2 separate regions of the Homo sapiens genome follow, and region 2 is linked to region 1. A link is a loop called in an ENCODE intact Hi-C map of the cell type or tissue named here. Cell type or tissue: PC-9. All regions are shown on one strand.

Region 1 (2,500 bases):
AAGCAATCCTCCCACCTCAGCCTCTTGAGCAGCTGGGGCCACAATGCCATGCCACCATGCCCAGCTAATTTTTGTATTTTTTGTAGAGACAGAATTTTGCCATGTTGCCCAGGCTGGTCTTGAACTCCTGGAATCAAGCAATCCGCCCACCTCAGCCTCCCAAAGTGCTGGAATTACAGGTGTGAGCCATCATACTTGGCCTATAATTCATTTTAAAGTTAAAAAAGAAAAAGACTGTTTAAGTAAACACTCTGTGATGTGTGTGAAATCAGAACTTAAATATGGCCATTGACAAGAATGGCCAAAACAGCTGTTTTCTTTCTCAAGCATGCAAGCTCATAAATAAAGCAAAGCTAGGGCCAGTCCCACTTCTTGATAAGATTCCTCTGTTGGCAGAGGTCCTAGAACCACAAAGGGATCCTCCACACCTGCTCCATTCGCCTCACCCACTCATGTTTGCCATTGGGGCATGGTGCTTCCTCTCAGTCACGCAGAGATGAGCCACAAAGGGAGCTGCAAAGCAGCTCAGCGCCCTTAACTCCTCTTTGGAGTTTTATTTTCAAACGACTTCACTGAGTTGAAAAATGAGAGACTGACTATTACTGGGACCCCAGCTGAGCAAACAGACTCCCAATTTATTCTATGTCTGAATTCTCCTATTCTTCCAGTCCTTGGTAAAAATGACATGCCATGAAGCTGCCAACAACAACAATAAAAGATTAAATACCAAACTGCAATGGCTTTAGAGAATGAACAGAATCCACTGTCATCTTTCAAACTCTTGGTCCGTAAATATTAGTCAATGGGATATAGGAAATAGAGGCTGGGCACGGTGGCTCATGCCTGTAATCCCAGCACTTTGAGAGGCCGAGGCAGGATGATTGCTTGAGGCCAGGAGTTTGAGACCAGCCTGGGCAACATACTGAGACCCCCCCATTGCTACAAAACATTTTAAAAAATTAGCCTGGCATGGTGGTGCATTATCTGTAGTCCCAAATACTTGGGAGGCTGAATGGAGAGGACTGCTTGAGCTCAGGAGGTGGAGGCTGCAGTGAGCCATGATCGCGCCGCTGCAGTGAGCCATGATCGCGCCACTGCACTGCAGCCTGGGCAACAGAGTGAGATGCTGCCTTAAAAAAAAAGAAAAAAAAAAAGAGAGAGAGAGACAGAAAAGAAAAAGAAATAGAGTTCTTCCAGAAACAAACCACCAAACAGATAATCTGTATTTAATTTCACTCCAGGCAGGAGGCAGATAATTCATTTTTAATGGGGTAATATGAATTCATCAACATGGACAGATTCATACACAGAATTACAAACACAACTTGCACACATCCTGTAGATATAAACAGTCCTTTGCATACTATGTCCGGGGTTGGTGCCACGTTGCCCCTAGGTGTCCATCAACCTGCTCAGGGGCCGGCAACGCCCCCTGGTGGCTGCCACAAGAACAGTTTAATTCTAATTTCACTTCATTACCTTCACACTCGCCCTAAAAAGATTTATGCACATGCCAAGTTCCCTTTTTTCCGTTCCCATTGGCAAGGAACTTCATCCCATACATGCTCTTTTATATGTGCATTACAAAAGTAACAACACTCCAGAAGTATTAGAAAACAAATTCAGCTGTAATTTCTATCATCGTATCCTAACAACAATTATTTACACAATACTCTGTGCTTCACGCTCCTGTTTGAGAGGATGTTTGACCCATCAGGCTTCCCTGGCACATGAACAAAACTCAGACACAGCCTCAGCTAGGGGGCAAAGCAGTGTCAACACGCAGGCACCCTGGGCAGTATCATTCCCCGAAGCCCCTCATACTTAATGCAGTCAAGAGAGAACCCTAGATTCCACTCCACCTAGATTCCATTCCACAACCCTAAAACTACTCAAGTTTCCCCCAGTGCAGCAAATGGTGTCACCATTCATCTGGATGCTCAAGGCAAAAACTAGGACTTGGCCTTGATGGTTCTTTTTTTCTGGTTCCCCAGACCCACACCACCAGCAAGTCCTGTCAACTCTACTTCGGAATAGCCCATATGTCCACTACTCTCTCCATCTCGCCCGCCACTCCCTGTTTCTTCACCCAGATCTCACCTGCGCCTCCTAACCAGTCTTTCCATTTCCACTTTGCTGCTGTGTCACTGTCCATTCCCAAGAGGGCGGCTACGGTGAGCTTTGAGAAATCACCTTTTTTTTTTCTTCTCCCCGAGACAGAGTCTTGCTCTGTCGTGCAGGCTAGAGTGCAGTGGCGCAATCTCAGCTCACTGCAACCTCTGCCTCCTGGGTTCAAGCAATTCTCCCGCCTCAGCCTCCTGAGTAGCTGGGATTACAGGCACGCACCAGCACACCCGGCTAATTTTTGTATTTTTAGTAGAGACGGGGTTTCACCATGTTGGCCAGGCTGGTCTCGAATTCCTGACGTTGTGATCTGCCCGCCTCAGCCTCCCAAAGTGCTGGGATTACATACATGAGTCAGGAGGTCAGGAATTTGAGA
Region 2 (2,500 bases), 780 kb before region 1:
AATGCAAACTCATCCAAAGTGACGGAAAGCAGGTCACTGGTTGTCTGAGTGGGATGGGCCAGAGGAGAGAGGAGTCAGGATTACGAAGGGGGCACAACAAGGAAACTTGGTGGGGAGGATATGAATATCCTTTTTTTTTTTTTGCTTTTTTAGAGACAGGGTCATGCTCTGTCACCCAGCTCATAGCTCACTGCATCCTCAAACTCCAGGGCCCACGGGATCTTCCTGCCAAGCAACTGGGACTACAGGCTCAGCCCACCATGCCTGGCTGTTTTTTTTCTTTTGGTGGAGATGAGGTCTCACTATGTTGCCTGGGGCTGGTCTTGAACTCCTGGTCTCAAGGAAATCCTCCCACTTATGACTCCCAAAGCACTGGGATTACAGGCGTGAGCCACCTTGCCCAGCCATGTTCATTATCTTGATTGTGTCAGTTGCCTCTTTGGTGTAAAATAGGTCGAAATTTACTATGTTGTACACTTTAAAAATCTATTAATAGGTTAAATAACATGAAATAATTGTTTTTTAATTCCTAATATTTGCCTAGGGAATACAACCAACCTCTTCATCACATGAAGACATTTTTTTCATGCTTTTCCATGTTCCTGAAATGCCCTCCCCTAGGAGCTTCCTCCAATTTATCTACTCTTTCACATTCAAGAAGGTAATGGAGTTCCATCTTCCTCCATTAACTCCCCCATACTGAAATCTGCTATATCTTTCATTCATTTGAATCTTATTGTTACAGTACATACGATGGAAATCTATAATATTTTTATTGCTATAGTTATCATTTCAGTTGTTATGTTTTCTGCTTATTTTTGTATCAGAGTTGAATCAAGATGTTTAAGTCTCTGGAGAGTTAAGTATTTTGTAGGAGGAAGAATATCAAGGTTGTGGAAAAAAAAAAAAAAAAACCTTGTTGTGGCTGAGAAACTGGGCTGGAGTCAGGAGGCTGGTGATGGCCCCAGTTCTACCACTAACTAGCCATGTGCCTACGATGCTTCATTTCACCTCTTGAGATCTAAATTTCCCCGTACGTCAAAGCAAAGGTGAGGTCAATGTCATCTATGAAATGTTCTTGACTTTCAAATTATTTGAGTAGTGGCCGCTAGATGGAACCCGTGAACCCATATCCATACATGAGCATTTCAAGGAGAGGTGGTGCTGAAGCAGGAAGCCAAAAAGCCAGGGTGACAGATTATCCTGTGCTTCGTGCAACAAGGATAGTCTGTAGGAACAACAACAAGAGAAGTTGTCTCTCTCAGACAATGGTGTCCTAGCCTAGACATGTGGGCTAGGAAATTAGTGATCAGAGGAAATCAGACCAAAGCCAAAGTCAGAGACATTTTCTGTTCTCCTCTTCACTAAACCCCAAGGCTCTTTAGCATGAAGTATGCAGACCCTGTGTGATTTTCTGTGTTATCTAAAGTAAAACTTATTAGAGTTCCACGTATTTTTAACCAAATATGTTTAATGAACGTTGTTCTGAGAGAAAGGGGATTCCAGTCGCTTCTGTCAGAGGCATTCAAGGATATGGAGAGAAATAGCTTTTTAGAATTTGAAAATAAAATTTCTATGAAATTGGTCAAAATGGATGAGAAGGAAAAAACCTCTCAAGCGGTAAGTAGGTAGAAAAACGATCGCTTTGTGCCATTTTTATATGTTAACAAATTATGTTAACATTTATTGAACACATCAAACCCTGCAGTATAACTGATTCTTCAATAAGTGTATACAAGTCACACATAGAATGAGTGGCATGCTGGGTGCTCCCTGAATAATCCTTTTCTTTTACCAGTTAAGTTTCCTGCTGAATATTTCGAAACTCTTTGCAAACTGACTTCAGCACCTCTGTGGGATATTCCCTTCCACTGCCAACCCTTAGTTGTCAGAAACTCTGTCTTTGGGAAGCATGCTACATTTTCTAGAACAAATCTAGATACTTTAGAAATGATGGATGATGATGATGATGATGAATGATGACAACACTCTGATGCAATTCATATATCACAACATTATCCAGATCCAACAAACACTGAGAAAATGGTGTTTTGCAGCAATTTTAATTCCTTTATTTCTCAAACATCTTTGTCAATAGTCATTTTTAATGTTATGTTATAGATGATGGAACAATCTTAGAGATGTTAAGTAACTGGTACTAATAATACAGATGGCAAAGACAGAATTCAAAATCTGGAGCTCTTGATTTATTTTACTTTATTTTATTTTTTAGAGACAGATCTCGCTTTGTCGCCTGTCAACGGCTAGAGTGCAGTAGCGTGATCATAGCTTACTGCAGCCTCGAACTCCTGAGCTCAAGCAACCCTCCCTCCTCAGCCTTCCCAGGTCTCCTGATTTCAAGTACAGTTCTTGCCAACACACAGTGGTAAAGGGTATGATTACCTAAGCCTTAGCACAGAAGGTAGCACCCCTTACTGGTGAGCTATCATGAAACTATGCGACAATTTTCTCCATCTTTTTTAGAGTTGTTTTCCTTGTC

The links. Peaks named below come from ENCODE experiments on the same cell type or tissue, not always from the same donor. Only the 100,000 strongest peaks of a DNase experiment are listed, where the experiment ranks them.
Region 2: it touches region 1 in a loop (4-fold over the local background); 11 of 110 quality-filtered maps call a loop at or near these places.

The regions. Positions count from the first base shown.
Region 1 is chr12:12,333,146-12,335,645 of GRCh38, forward strand. All of the region lies in intron 3 of MANSC1 (MANSC domain containing 1), which reads right to left. Among named protein-coding and RNA genes, the nearest start is that of MANSC1, 16 kb to the right of the region's middle. In PC-9, CTCF peaks have their summits at 1,441 (motif pointing left) and 1,643; no DNase peak of the experiment used is centred here.
Region 2 is chr12:11,553,022-11,555,521 of GRCh38, forward strand. LINC01252 (long intergenic non-protein coding RNA 1252) reads left to right here. Exons shown (of 8, transcript NR_033890.1): 4 at 545-661; 5 at 828-1,049; 6 at 2,234-2,500. The region is part of intron 2 of LOC124902877 (a long non-coding RNA gene); the gene reads right to left. Among named protein-coding and RNA genes, the nearest start is that of LINC01252, 6.2 kb to the left of the region's middle. In PC-9, a CTCF peak has its summit at 1,077 (motif pointing right); a DNase peak (open chromatin) is centred at 1,150.